Regions from separate parts of the Homo sapiens genome. Here all the other regions are linked to region 1. The links are chromatin contacts, found by Hi-C or POLR2A ChIA-PET in ENCODE. All regions are on one chromosome and are shown on one strand. The core of a region is the stretch at or near the end of the contact, and the rest is flanking DNA. Distances in the headings are between cores, read along the strand shown. Region 1 holds the start of DMAC2 (distal membrane arm assembly component 2). Region 2 holds the start of LIPE-AS1 (LIPE antisense RNA 1). Region 3 holds the start of LNROP (long non-coding regulator of POU2F2).

Region 1 (4,956 bases), core at 1,740-4,239:
TTGAATTAGGATGGTTGAATAAATAAGAAATAGGGATGTCATGCTGAAGGGGCCAGTGGAGTCCTGATAGGGGGTCTCAAAGCTCAGTAGGAGCTATGTTTTAGGCCTTGGAGATTGGCTCTTATTTGAAGGTTTTGAGCTGGTGATGATAAGATTCCTTCAGCTGCTTTGTAGATTATAAAAAACTATGGGACAGGCCAGGTGTGGTGGCTCACGCCTGTAATCCCAGCACTTTGGAAGGCCGAGGCAGGTGGATCATCTGAGGTCAGGATTTCGAGACCAGCCTGGCCAACATGGTGAAACCCCATCTCTACTAAAAATAGAAAAATTAGGTGTGGTGGCGCCTGCCTGTAATCTCACCTACTTGGGAGGCTGAGGCGGGAGAATCGCTTGAACCCAGGAGGTGGAGATTGCAATGAGCCATGATCACACCACTGTACTCCAGCATGTGCGACAGAGTGAGACTCTGTCTCAAACAAAACAAAACAAATTTTGGCGGGGTGTGGTGGCTCATGCCTGTAATCCCAGCACTCTGGGAGACCGAGGCAGGCGGATCACCTGAGGTCAGGAGTTCGAGAGCAGCCTCGCTAACATGGTGAAAACCCATCTCTACTAAAAATACAAAAATTAGCTGGGCCTGGTGGCGGGCGCCTGTAATCCCAGCTACTTGGGAGGCGGAGGCAGGAGAATTGCTTGAACCTGGGAGGTGGAGGTTGCAGTGAGCTTAGATTGCGCCACTACACTCCAGGCTGGGAGACAGAGCAAGACTCCATCTCAGAAAAAAAAAAAAAAGAGTATGGGAACAAAAACCCAGTTAGCTTATTGAGTGATTCAACTATAAGGGATCAGGCTACGAATGGTGAAGGCAGTGAGAACTGGTCAAATCTGAGATATTCTAGTATTTTATTGATGGTCTGGATGTGGAGGGCAGGGAAGCAAAGAGAGGAATTAGGGATGACTCCTTAGAATTTGGCCTGAACAACTGGGTGGGCAGCACCAGTGTTTACTGGGATGGGAAGGCTTGGGAGTGAGCAGATGTTTTTAGGGGAGAAATCAGGGTTTGGCTTTAGCCATGTTAGGTTTGAGATGCCAGTTAGACTCTGAGTGGAGCTGGTGGGTGGCAAACTGCCTATGTGAGCTGGAGTCCTTGAGAAGGGTACAGCCTGGAGATGGAGCTGCAAGAGACATCAAGGCTGGCACTGGAAGCCACAGTGCTGCCTGGGAATGGCAAGGACAGGACCTGGGCTCTGGTGGGCCAGGGTCTCCACAGGGTCTTGCAGACCAGGGATTCTCACCGATTTTTCTCATGCACCTTGTACATCTCCCTTTGGAGCAAGTAATCCCTCAGAGCCTCCACATCGTAGAAATAGTTGGTCAGGAACTGGAGTATTGTCCTTTTCTTCTTCTGATTGCCCTCTGGGGCCACTGCCGCACCCAGGCGATGGATGCCCCTGATACGCCCATTCCACATGGGGGCGACCAGGCGCAGGGACTGGGGAGGGGGAGAGGAAAGGAGCTGAGCCTGGAGCCTCCTGGGAGACACAGAGCTGGATCCCCCAGTTCTTGCTCCATGAACCTCAATCCCTCTGCTTCCCAACTCACCCTAAGTTCTTCCTTCAAAACTTCAAAACTGTCTTTGAGATTCCAAAAATTTCCCCATGTTTTTTCCAAGTTCCTCCTCCCCTTAGTGAACCCTAAATTTTCTCGACTAGCCATATATTGTTGATTTTCCTAAATTCTTCCTCTAACTTTCCCCCAAACCCTTATCACTCAAAACCTGCATTATTTGACCTCTTAATTTTCCACAGATTTGCCCCTTAATTACCCAATTCTTCTGCTGGGGTCTTCCCAAATGACTTCTTTCTTTCCCCAGAATATAATCTTAAAAACTTATCTCCAAACCTCAAGGAGAGGGTGCTCTGAGCAATCCCTAAAACCAACCAAGCTTGTCCAACCCGCCGCCTGCATGCAGCCCAACACAAACATGCAAACTTTCTTAAAACATTAGGAGGATATTTTTGTGATTTTTTTTTTTTTTTTTTTGGCTCATCAGTTATGGTTAGTGTATTTTATGTGTGGCCCAAGACAATTCTTCTTCTTCGAACAGCGTGGCCCAGGGAAGCCAAAAGATTGGACACCCCTGAACCGAGAAGGGTATAAAAAGCATGAGCTTTGAAGAGGAGAGTAAGAAAGTCGAGGGGTGTGGCCAATGGGAAGAAGCCCCCAAACTCTTCAATTTTGCTTTCAAGGTCTCCTCTTAATCTACCCCAATTTCTCTTTGCTTTAACCAAATTCTTTTTTTTTTTCAAATTATCTCGATAATTTTACCCAAACCCTTATTTTCCTCAAAAGTTTAAAGCTGCCAACCTCTTTAATTTTCCCTAAATTCATTCCTTGATTTTAAATCCTCTGAAAGAATATCTCAAATTCTCCTCTTAATTTCACCCAGATCATGCCCTTAGAACCTCCAAATTGACCTCTTGGTTCCCCCACCCATCATGCTTTTGAGTTTTCTGTAAAAATTCGTCAATCTCCCACTAACTTTCCTTACATTCATCCTTCGGTCTTCTAAGACCAAATCCCACATCCTCGAACAATCCCTTCCAAGCTCTCTTATCCTACAGGCCCCACCCTTGCCTGTCCATTAGCTCCTTGTGTCATCCCTCCCTCTGATTGGTTAGTCGCGTCGCTCTTCGGCAGCCACTCCCTCATCCCCATTGGATACTCTCAGCCAAGTCCCTGCCTCCTCTCGCTCGCTAAAGCGTCTCCTCCGCCTGCGACCCTCACAGATCCTTCCTGGCCCCCACTAGCCACAGGTTTGCACTCCCAGTACGGGGCTTGCCAGGCTTAGCCTGCTGCCTCACGGCTTTCTGCTCTCGTGGCCGCCAACAGAGGCCCTGAATGCGGAGGCTGTAGAGCGGACTTCAAATTTGGGGCTCTAGGAACTCCGGTCACTTACCGCCCAGGGAGCCGCCATCTTGCTAAGGTTTCGTAACCGGAAGGGGCCGGTCTTATCCCACGCTCCTGGTTCAGCGCGAACTTATTCTCCTGTGGCCACGCCCCGCGTTTTCTAACCGTCCTCTTAAAGGTGCACGCACTTTTTACTCTTAAAGGGTTTAGGGATTGCTCACAGCGCCCTCTCCCTGAGCTTCAAAACGAGACACAGGTCGGGCTCACGCACCTGTGAACCCAGCACTTTGTGGAGGCCGAGGCGAAAGCATCGCTTGAAGCCAGGAGTTCGAGACCAGCCTGGGCAACATAGGGGAGCCTTTATCTCCACAAAGAAATAGGGCAACCTTATATCCACAAAAAATAAAATGTTAGCCGGGCGTGGTGGTGCACGCCTGTGGTCCCAGCTACTCACGAGGCTGAGGCGGGGGGATCACTTGAGCCGGGGAGGTCGAAGTTGCAGTGAGCTGTGATTGCGCCACTGCACTCCAGCCTGGGTGACAGAGCGAGACGCTGTCTCTTAAAACAAAAAATTGAAAAACAAAACAAACCCCAGGACTCCACAATCTTTCCCTAGGAGAAGATGGGGTGTTCTTCCCGGCAGAGTACCTTTCTTTCCTGACTGCAATTGCAGTCTCCCCAAGCTTTCTTATTCTTCCAGCTTCCACTCACTACCTCCTAAAAACAGGGAATGAGGGGGCTGAAAAGCTGACCACGTCATTTTTAAAAATTAGGGTCAGGTAAGAGAGTGGGTGAAGAGGTTAGATGTCAAGGTTAGAGACTGAGGTGAGATCTCAAGACCAGTTTGGAGTTGAAAGCTAGATCGCAGCATGAAGAGCCATTGTGAAGTCTTGTGGATAGAATTATTCATTCATTAGTTCCAAGAATATTTACTGAGCACCTACCACGTGATGGCAGGCACTGTTCTAGATGCCGAGGTTACCATGGTGAGCAGGACAGACCCAGTCCCTCTCTCAGGAAGTCAACATTCTGGGCTGGGAGAGGATGGATGTGGGAGAGGATGAATAAGAAACAAAGGAATCAGCAAGGCAATTTTGATGAGAAGCAGATAAAAAAAAGTGACTGGGTGTAGGGCCATCAGCAAAGGCCTCTCTGAAGAGGTGACATTGAAGTAGAAGTGAATGATAAGGAAAGAGCCATTCAAAGATCTAGGGGAAAAGCGCTGCAGGGAGAGGTAGCCTCTAGAGCAGAGAGGCCTTGAGGTGGGAACCAGCTTGCAGACAGAGATAGGAGACTGGGTTGAGAGGTGGGCAGGGGCTGACGGTGCAGGCCTGGTAGGGTTTTATTCTATTCACAGTGGGAAGAAGGGAGTGTCAAAATCGGATTTACATTTTGTAAAGATTATTTCTGCCAGGTGGAGAATGTACCTTAGAGCAGCGGTCCCTAACCGTTTTGTTACCAGGGACTGGTTTCGTGGAGGACAATTTTTCCATAGACTGGGGGTCGGGGGTGGGGTGGGGATGGTTTTGGGATGAAACTGTTCCACCTGAGATCATCAGGCATTAGATTCTCATAAGGAGCAGGCAACCTAGATCCCCCGCACGCACAGTTCACAATAGGGTTTGCCTCCTATGAGAATCTAATGCCACTGCTGATGTGACAGGAGGCGGAGCTCAGGCGGTAATGCTCACTTACCCGCTGCTCATCTCTTGCTGTGCGGCCCAGTTCCTAGCAGGCGAGGGGCTGGTACTGGTCCTTGGCCCAGGGACTGGGGACCCTTGCCTTAGAGGGCAAGGGTGGATGCAGGGGACCAGTAAAAGAGGCTGCTGTAGCAGTCTAGGCAAGAGATGAATGGGGATGGGGCAGAGGGAATGGTGAGAAGTGCTCAAATCCTGGGCCTGTTTTGAAGGTTAAGCCAACAGATTGAGAAACTAAAAGCAGACGGGCGTGGCTGTGCACGTGAGGAAACTGGAAGGGCAGCAGGTTTAGGAAGGTGGGTGTGGCAGCTGAATAACGAACCCTCTCCCCATACCTGTGAATCCCTGG
Region 2 (4,956 bases), core at 551-3,050, 960 kb after region 1:
AGATGAGCCTTGGTTTCTCCCTAATGGGGATAGTGGGCCCAGTGGCTCAAGGAGAAACAGGAGATTGAAAGGGAAGGTGGGAGGGGACCAGTGAGGCCAGGGAGAGGGTAAGAGACGTGATGGTGACACAGAAAAACGATGGCTGGATTGGGACAGAGGAAGAGCTGCCCAGAGACGGGGATCTCTGTCCATTCATTCCATGAGCATTTCCTGAGCCCCTGCAATGTGCCAGGACCTCTGGTCGGTTCAGGGTCTGGGGGAAAGCAGAGAGACCCAGAGAGATGACCCCCACCAGGAAAGCTGTTGCTGCCCCAAGGTGGCCCACTGCCTCCACAATGGGCCTCAGTGACAGTTCTGAGTGACCGAGATGCAGTGATGGGGAGGGACAGAGAAGGCCAGATCTGTCCAGATCAAAGAACAGAGGCCATGGGGGAAAGGTCCCTTCCAGGCGAAGGAGACCGCCATGAATCATGTTCTTATCACCTCCTAATAGGCTCATGATGCAAGTGCACCTCCTAATCACTATTTTCGACCCCAACCAGGCTCACGCCCACAGTCAGAAGGGTTGGACAAGCTTAGTATCGTGGATTCACGGGAGAAAATATCTGGGAGACCCCATCCTTGGACCTGCTTTCCCCAGGACCCAGGAGTCCGGGTCCCCAGCTCTCCAGTTCCCCAGCCCCAGGAGTCCCAGCTCTCAGCCCCTCTCCTTTTGTTTGTTGCCTGCGTTTTCTTTTTTCTCTCTGGGCCTGTAACTCTTTGTTTATCTCCATCTATGTTTTGTGTCTCTCTTGTATCTTTACATCTGTATCTGGATTCTCCCTCACTAGGCCTCAATTTTCTCACTTGTAAACTGGGGATAATACTACTAATAATAATCCAATCTCTCAGAGCTGTGGCGAGGAAGACATGAGATAATTATGTAAAATGCTCAGCACAGAACCAGGCCACAGTAAACTCAGTACAAGAGAGCTCTGTTATTATTACTGTTTTATTTTTGCCATCTCCCCTTTGGTATCTCTATTTTTCTCTTAGTCTCACGTGAGTCTCCAGTCTCCTCTAGCTCTGGGTTCCTTTTGCAGACAGCACCTGCCTCTGACTTCCCTTTTCGGGATGAGGAAAGGGCATATCCAGGCCAGAGCTTCCCCTGAGCCTCTTCCTTCTCCCTCTCCATTACAAGCTCCGCCTCATTACCCAGAACACTTGCCTGGGGGTAAGGCCTGGCTCCCTTCCCATAAATAGCCTCATAAAATCCTGAACCCCAAACCTGTCATCCCTGGGCGGGCGAGTGACTCAAGATCCCGGAGTTCCCGCTCCTAGACACCAAACCTTCAGGTTTCCAGCCCCCTCCTCCCTCTGACCCAGGAGTCCGGGCCCCTAGTCCCTCCTTCCTCGGGTCCCAGACTTCTCCTCCTTCAGAACCAAGGAGTCTGAACTCTCAAATCCCCAACCTTCCTCAAGACCCAAGGATCGGGTCAGCAAACAGCCTAGGTATGTGGGGCCAGAAACTCCATTCACGACCATTCTGCGACCGTCTACGCCCAGGGCTCCCACCCCGACTCAGTCCCTCCGGAGGCGGGTCCGACACGCGAGGCGCTTCTTTGGAGTCTGGCGGCGAAAGCTATCCATGACGTCAGTCACTATCTTCCAGCCAATGGACACTCGGCCTTCTACCTCCCTGGGCCACTCAGGACCCTTTGCCTGGTAGGCGGGGCCCACAGCCCAACTCGGGCAGCGATAGGCTTTCGGAGACGCCAGTCTCTGCCAGGCCCAGTCAGTCGGCCAATAGACCCGGAACCTGAGGGATCGGAATCCTGGTCCACTCCGCAGAGGCCCGAGCGGGCTCGCGAGGGAACGGGTTCTCCGAGTCTGGCCGGGTAAGCCCTTTCCAGCACGCCTAGTATTAGGATTCTGCACATAGCTCGGGTGGAAAACCGTGAGGCTTAGTGAGGCTTGAGGCGGAGGGGGGAGGAGCTCAGTCCCGGCGAACCCATCTTGCTTTCTTGGAGAAACTGAGACCGGGATACTGGATCTGTTATTCATCCATCCGTTCCTCCCACCCTAAGCCTGATTCTCGTCTGCTCCTGCCTTCCTGTTCCTTCATCCGTTCTGCCCTTCCTGCCCTCAATTCTCTCACTCACGGATTCCCTCGTCTAGCCACTCACTCACACACTCTCCCACCTATTAGTTAGACAAACATTTCCTGAGGCTTCTGGTGTGCCAAGCCTCGTGCTGGGCGATGCTGGTGACCAAGATGAGTCAGGCCTGGGCCGTGCCCTCAAGGAGCCCGGGTCAGATGGGAGGATGGACGTTGATGGGCATGGGTGTGCGGAGACGGTGGGAGCCCAGGAGAGACTTTTTTGAGTTTGGCGTGGTCGGGAAAGGGTTTCCAGGGGAGGGGCCATTGGAGCTGGATCTTGGAGGAGCAGAAGGTGCCAGGCAAAGTGGAGATGCCAGGCAAAATGGGTGTGGGGAGGGTGTTTCAGCGTGACCAAAGACAGGGAGGCATGCAGGAGCAGTACTGCGTGCAGGTGCCTAAGCGGAAGGCCAGTCAAGTCTGTATGGCCAGCAGGGGAACTGTAAGGCTGGAGGAGGCCGAAGAGATGAGCAGAGGCCAGGCTGAGGAGCTTGGACTTTGTCCTGAGGGTGAGGGGGTAGTGGAGAGCCATGGAAGGGTTGAGAGTAGTGGAGGACAAGGTCATAGTTGGTCCAGAACTGGAGGAATGAGACTGGAAGCCAGTAGCCCAGGAGGTGGCTCTGGCAGGGATTCAGGTAGGAGAGAGTGGAGCCTGGATCAGGGAAGAGGCCGAGGGGATAAGATAGAGATTCAGGAGGCAAGGCTTGGTGCTGTGGCTCGTGTCTGTAATCCCAGCACTTTGGAAAGTTGAGGCGGGAAGATCACTTGAGCCAAGGAGTTCAAGACCAGCCTGGGCAACATAGTGACAGCCTCATCTCTACAAAAAATTAGCCAGGTGTGGCCAGGCGCGGTGACTCACTCCTGTAGTCCCAGCACTTTGGGAGGCCGAGGCGGGTGGATCACGAGGTCAGGAGTTCAAGACCAGCCTGGCCAAGATGGTGAAACCCTGTCTTTACTAAAAATGCAAAAAATTAGACAGGCTTGGTGGTGGGCACCTGTAATCCCAGCTACTCGGGAGGCTAAGGCAGAAAATTGCTTGAACCCAGGACGGGGAGGTTGCAGTGAGCTGAGATCGCGCCACTGCACCCCAGCCTGGGCCACAGAGTGAGACTCAAAATAAAAAAAAAAAAAAGAAAAATTAGCCAGGTGTGGTGGTGCATGCCTATGGTCCAAGCTACTGAGGAGGCTGAAGCAGGAGGATCACTTGAGCCCGGGAAGTCGAGGCTGCAGTGAGCCAAGATGGTGCCACTGCACTCCAACCTGCACAAGAGTGAGACCTTATCTCAAAAAAAAAAAAAAAAAAAAAGAAAGAAAGAAAAATAAATAAGGAGATTCAGGAGGCAGAGAGAACAGAAAGTGGGGATTGATGGGCTATGGGACAAGGGGTTGTCCAGCATGAGACCCAGAGCTCTAGTCTGGAGGACAGTGGAGCCATCTCTGAGGTGGGGACAGGAAAAGAGGAGCAGGTTGATGGGTAGTGACTGTTTTGACAGAGGTGACCAAGGGGTTCTATGAGTTGGACAAGGAGAGTGGTGACTCAGGCCAGTGGATCTGGACCTTCAGGAAGAGTTCTGGGCTACAGCTCCCTGCCCCAGCACAGGCCCTGACTCAGAAGTCACTTGCTGGGTGAACGAGGACCTCTGAGCTGAGGATCCCTTGCTTCGCACCCCGTGAGGAAACGGCTTTCTTGTTTCTGCATCTTCAGTCTCTCCCACTCCTCCAGCATTCAAACATGTCCATCATCTCTAAACACATGTGCCCTGTATCAGGCTCTCTTGTGGCGCCCACTGGCTCAATCCCTTACCTTCCACTCCCTCTTCAACCCACTATGTCTGGCTGCCTAACGGCCATGACCCTGCAGTGGCTCTGGACAAGGTCACTGAGGTCACCTGCTCATTGCTGACACCTGAGGGTAACATTTCAATCCTCATCTGACCTGGTCCACTCCCTGAAACTCCCTTCACCCTACATCCTCCTTCCTGGGCAGCTTCCTCCCTCTCTGGCTGCTCCTTAGAACCCGCCAGCCTTGCCTTCCACTGCCCACCCCCGCCCACCCCTTTACTAGGGGTGTGATCCTCAGGGCTGTCTCTGTCCTGGCCCTCTTGTTGCTTGTCCCACCTGCCCAGGCTTCCTGGAAAGGTTCTAGTCCCTTGGTTCCACCTAGACTGCATTTTTTTTTTTTTTTGAGGCAGAGTCTCATTCTATTGCCCAGACTGGAGTGCAGTGGTGCAGTCTCGGCCGACTGCAACTTCTGCCTTCCAGGTTCAAGCGATTCTCTTGCCTCAGCCTCTCAGTTAGTTGGGATTACAGGCGTGCACCACCACACCTGGCTAATTTTTGTATTTTTAGTAGAGACAGTGTTTCACCATGTTGGCTGGGCTAGTCTTGAACTCCTGACCTCAGGTGATCCACCCGCCTCAGCCTCCCAAAGTGCTGGGATTACAGGTGTGAGCCACCACACCCAGCCCCAGACTGCACTTCTGACCCTTGTTGTCTCCTGGATTGTCTTCCTGAGACCTTCCAGCTCACCATGTCCAGAATGGCCCTCCACAGGTCCCACCTGTCACACACACACCTGAGCCTCCTCCCATTGAAGAGACAGCTTCACTGTCCACCTGCTTCCATGGCCAGACCTGGGTGTCATCTCTGTCCCCTTGCTGTCCTGTAACCTCATCAGTAGGTGCTGTCCTTCCCACCTTTTATGGCTCTGGGATGCTACACCTACACTCCCTACCCTTACGGCTCCTGCCCCAGCTCAGGCATCCTCCTTGGCCTGTAGGACTCCAGTTTTGCCCTTTTCTGTCCATCCCCCAGTGTCC
Region 3 (4,956 bases), core at 1,636-4,135, 690 kb after region 1:
CCTCCCCACCCCACAGCTGTCCCTGGGTGGCCTCAAGGGAGTGAACATTTCTGAGTTGTCAGGAGGGAGGGATGGAGATACAGGCAGCAGACACAACAAGAGAGGTGGCCCCACAGCTGCGCTGACAGCAGGCAAGAGCTGCCAACAGTACACACCCCATGGCCACAGCCAGGCAAGGCCCCGGCCAACACAATACAAGAAACAGATGTGCACAGATTCCAGACAGGAATGTGAACAGGTTTGCAGATACGACACATGCCCAGACATGATGCCACGGGCATATATGCAAAACACACACCCAAACGTGCGTACACACATGCACTCACACACACTCTCACACTGAGTGACACACAGCCAGCCAGACACACGTAAAAAGTATACAAACTCACACACCCGGAGTCGAACACAGACATACACCCTCCCCCTACATACTACACCCAGTCACTCACAGACTCAGACATGTGTACGCACACATGTACTTACACATGTTCTCACACCAAGTCACATCAGTCCAGCCAGAGATACACACCCAGACATGCACATGCTCACACAGAGTCACACACACAAACACAAGTGCACACACATACACCCAGAGTCACCTTATCCTGGAAGATGGCCAGGGCTGACCTCTGAACCCAGTTCACAGGTGTGGAGTCTGAGACCAGGCAGGGTGAGTGATCTGCCCACAGCCACACAGTGTATTAATTCATGTCCAGGCAGGGAAAATTCACCCCAGTCTTCCCACACTGGGCTGTTCTGTGAGAAATCCCAAGTAAAGGGTTTAGCCTACTGCCCAGCACCTCTGAGGTCCCCATTTAACCCCAGAGAGGAACGAGTCAGTGGGAGCAGACACCCTGGATCTCTGTGTCTACACTGTATGGACACACACACATATACACAGTTGCATACACAGTCACCTCAACAAATAAACATGTCACCCTGCAAATAGTCTTCCTTTCATCCCACCCCTCTCCTCACCGCCTTTGCTTGCTCATACCCACTCATTCTTCATATCCCTGCTCAGACACCCCCTTCCTCCAGGAAGCCCTCCTTGACACTCTACCAACTAAATCACATGTTTTCAGGGCTCCTACGATCCCCTAATACCTCCCCGTCCTGGCCCAACCCCTCTACCTATGTCCCCCTATCCCAGCCCTGACCCCTCTGCCTGGGCCTCCCCCATCCCAGCCCCAACCCCTCTACCTATGTCCCCCCATCCCAGCCCTGACCCCTCTGCCTGAGCCTCCCCAACCCCAGCCCTGACCCCTCTGCTTGGGGCCTCCCTCATCCCAGCCCCAACCCCTCTACCTTTGTCCCCCCATCCCACCCCGACACCTCTGCCTGTGCCCACCACCCCAGCCCTGACCCTTCTGCCTGGGCCTCCCCCATCCCAGCCCTGACCCCTCTGCCTGGGCCTCCCCCATCCCAGCCCTGATCCCTCTGCCTGGACCTCCCCCATCCCAGCCCTGACCTGTCTGTACTGTCATTGGTGACAGGTCTGTCTTCTCCAATAAACTGGGAGCTCCAGGAGGACAGACCTGAGCTACCCTTTCCACTGTACTTCCAACACCCAACACAGAACTACTCAATAGATACATGTTGGTGGAGGACACACGGGTGCCCGCACACAATGGCGCATATAGGACAGCACACACCACCAAACCAAGACTCATGCCCATGGTCATGCCTACACAGCCACAAATGAAACAGGCATGAAGGGCTGAGTGCTTGCCATGTTCCAGGCACTGTGCTAAGCATGCTACATGTATTACCTCATTTAAGACTCCCATCAACACTGCTGAGTGATAGCCATCACCATACAGACATATACACATTCTACTAAATGAGCCAACAGCTATAAATCACCTTGTACAGTGCCTGGTGCACAATGTTCACTCAGCCAACTGACATTTGGTGGAGAAGGCATTTAATAAGCACACAAACAAACACATAATGAAATTCCCAGCAGTGATACGTGCCGTGAAGAAAAGATAAAGCAGGGTGAGGGGACTGAGAGTGACAGGATCAGTGCCAGTTTAGATGGGGAGGTCAGGGAAGGCTGCCCTGAGGAGGTGACATCTGAGGTGAATGAAGTGAAGAAGGGAGCCAGGCAATCATCACCCCACAATGCCACACACAACAGCCCCCTACACTCACAAGCACACAGCAGTCCCACTCAGAGCACTCAGAACTACTGCACACACACATGCACACGCACACCTGTACCAGATGTGCACACACACACTCAAAAGGGAATGACATCCCCCAAGTCCAGCAACTTGGCATTCCAATCCCTTTGCAGCCCTTATCCAAGGATTGCCCATGTCACCCACCCCACTGGTTCTCCACATGAGGGCCCGCTACCAACACCCAGCTCCCTCCCTCCCGTCCCCAGACCCTTCGGAACAGGGCAACAGAGAAGAGAAGATGTTGGAAGTTCCGGTGCCTGATGTGGAAAGAGAGGGCAAAGAGGAGCTGTGGGGGTTAGCGGGGACCCGGCATGGGAGAGAGGGAGTTGCTAGAGTACAGAGGAGAAGGACAATGGAGACAGCTGAGGAGGAGGGGCAGGCAGGGCCCGCAGAGCAAACCTAAATGTGCTGCCTGTCCTCTGAGCAGTGGCACAGGCACCAGCCCCCTTACCTGGAGCCCCCATGCTGGAGTGAACCATGCTGCCCGCCCCGCCAGGGCTGGGGGAACAACTGTGTCATCTCCCCACCCTCTCTGGGGGCCGAGCCCTCCCTGCCGGAAGTCACTCAGGGAGGAAACCACAGGGCCGGTCCGCCCCCTTCAGAAGGGAAAATACCCTGGCCCACAGACCCGCCCCGGCAGCCCGGCCCACCCCAAATCATGTGTGTGTGCTGGGGGGTGGGGGCTAGTGGGGCAGAGGATAAGCAGGCTGGAAGAGCCGACTCCTACGGCTGCGATCCAAGAGGTGCCTGCAACAGTTGCCCCCCGACTTCTGTCGCCCCCATGGAGGCAAACAAGTCTGGAACAGGGAATGGGGGTCTGGGAGAGAAGGTGGGTCCACAGCAGTAACAACAATAAAACACTAGCCAGCAGCTTATTGGAGAGAGGGCTTTGCCGATGCCTGACCCTGTGCCTCACTCTTGACAGGTGCCATCTCCAATGTGGTGGTCACTCTTATTTGCCCCATTTTACAGATGAAAAGACTGAGGATCAGAGAGGTGAGCAGTAGCTTTCCCAAAGGCCCAGAGCCAAGAAGCGTTGAAGCTTAAAAGCACGCCGCGGCAGGGAAGATCAAGCAAGCCCTGCGCCTATCTGCAGGTGAGCTGTTGGGTGCCACCATTGGGAGGAAGTGGTGCCCGTGGGCAGTGGTAGTGGGGACGGTGGGTCGGGGACTTGGCCTGGGGCTACAATAAGTCGCCGGCCAAATGCGGGCGCCCGAGGCGGCTCCAGTGGAGGGGAGCACCAGGTCCCCGGGCTGCCGGCTGGCTCTTCGCGCTGCGGCGCTCCCATTTCAGCGCTTCCCTCCGTGCCCGCCAGAGGGCGGCAGCGCCCAGCCAATGGGCCGGAGGGCGGGGCCGGCTGCGGAGAAGGGAGCCCCTCCCTCCGCTCCCCTCCCCAACACCCTCCCAACACCTCCGCTCGCACACCTGCGAGGGTCACACAAAGGCGCAGGACTCCCGGCGCACCGCAGCTCAGACAAAGGCGCGCCCGAGTCCGCTGCCCTCTTCCTCTTGGTGCCCGAGGTCTGAGGCTGTGGGGCTGCCTGGCGTCTCCAGACACCCCACATGCCCGCCTGGGCCCCGCAGGACATCCTGCGCCCCGTGGCTGGGGGGCCCCCTAAACCACAGGTGCATGCACAGACGCCTGGACTCACCCTCACACACACAAGTATTTCTACAGATGAACCCCAGCACTTCACACACACACACGTGTGCACACACACGTGCATGAACACATCTATGTGCACAGGCCCCAACACCAGCCCTCCCTGCTGACGATGGTCACTCCCATATACTGATACCTCCTCTACTCCCTCACATGGACCCATGGGCACAAGGGCACTTCTACACATATGTGCCCAAGCATACTTCCTGGCCACTCGCACCCACTCACACACAGGCACACTCAGAAAGGGTATACTACAGGCACAACTACAGGAGTGCCCTCCCCTGACTGCACACGTGCCCTGTGCACCCAGACACACCCAGGCAAGCAGGTGGGCACAACAGGAAGGACTGGCAGTTCTCATATATGCACACGAGAGGTGACCGTTTCCCGGCATCTACACTCCACAACATCCCGTATCGTAAAGGCCATTTCACAGAGGAGATCCACAGACCACACAGCAACTGGCCACAGGATTTCTATACATGAGGGTCTTCCCGACAGCAGCCTGGTAGCAGTGGACACTGGAGCCTTGTCTCAAAGCGACATTTACGCAGTAAGCTTTGTTTTCAGTTAGGATTTGTTTTGGGGGGCTTGGAAATGGGGCTATAGGACATTATGGGGGGGGGCAAAACCTCACCAGCCACCCTTATGCTCCACCCTGGACAGACTCAACATCATCCACGTCAGGAACACGCTTTTGGATGTGACCCCATTCCAGCCCCCTAGAGCCAGCAGAGAAGGACCACCCACTTCCAGTGCGGCCAGGTCTGCAGTTCAGTCCTGGAGCCGGGGAAGGCTGTATACGCTCCCTGAGAGATGAAACAACCCCACACCTCTCGCCTCCCATGCTGGCTCCATTCTCAGTGCCTCAGACCAGAGCTGGGCCTGGTGAGGGGATCTTGAAGGAGGATGGGCCTGCCTGAGAGAGGATAGAGGGGCAGAGTTTGGAACACACTGGCAGCTGGAACAGGGAGGCTCAAGGCAGGGGGAGATGGTGGCCTCGTTGCCACAGAAGAGGCCTCGAGCCATGCTGAGGGAGGCAGGTAGGGCATGGGAGCTAGGGAGCAGTGGGGGCCACTTGAGGTGCAGGGAGCTGGGAGG

Evidence for each region. A loop is a pair of places that touch in the nucleus more often than their neighbours do. ChIA-PET counts read pairs that join two places held with the same protein, here RNA polymerase II (POLR2A). Pooled maps may share reads with other maps.
Region 2: a pooled map shows a loop between it and region 1 (5-fold over the local background). The contact joins the promoter of LIPE-AS1 here to the promoter of DMAC2 in region 1. A Hi-C loop is called at or near these places in 1 of 50 pooled maps. POLR2A ChIA-PET finds 5 or more read pairs at or near these places in 2 of 52 experiments (CD8-positive, alpha-beta memory T cell and H1).
Region 3: a pooled map shows a loop between it and region 1 (4-fold over the local background). The contact joins the promoter of LNROP here to the promoter of DMAC2 in region 1. A Hi-C loop is called at or near these places in 2 of 50 pooled maps. POLR2A ChIA-PET finds 5 or more read pairs at or near these places in 3 of 52 experiments (H1, RWPE1 and naive thymus-derived CD8-positive, alpha-beta T cell).

What each region holds. Positions count from the first base shown.
Region 1 is chr19:41,436,923-41,441,878 of GRCh38, forward strand. DMAC2 (distal membrane arm assembly component 2) reads right to left here and starts at 2,990. Exons shown (of 6, transcript NM_018035.3): 1 at 2,960-2,990; 2 at 1,296-1,492. The coding sequence starts at 2,977. RefSeq lists an enhancer at 2,725-2,894.
Region 2 is chr19:42,395,348-42,400,303 of GRCh38, forward strand. LIPE-AS1 (LIPE antisense RNA 1) reads left to right here and starts at 1,801. Exons shown (of 3, transcript NR_073180.1): 1 at 1,801-1,877. LOC101930071 (a long non-coding RNA gene) reads left to right here and starts at 1,781. Exons shown (of 2, transcript NR_126041.1): 1 at 1,781-1,877. RefSeq lists enhancers at 1,328-1,467, 1,488-1,647, 1,502-2,185, 2,186-2,869.
Region 3 is chr19:42,129,744-42,134,699 of GRCh38, forward strand. It overlaps LNROP (long non-coding regulator of POU2F2), which reads left to right and starts at 2,886. Exons shown (of 3, transcript NR_038332.1): 1 at 2,886-3,018; 2 at 3,162-3,285. POU2F2 (POU class 2 homeobox 2) reads right to left here and starts at 2,703. Exons shown (of 15, transcript NM_001394376.1): 1 at 2,641-2,703. The coding sequence starts at 2,668. It overlaps MIR4323 (microRNA 4323), which reads right to left and starts at 3,770; the gene lies at 3,702-3,770. RefSeq lists enhancers at 145-254, 3,925-3,974 and a silencer at 3,385-3,644.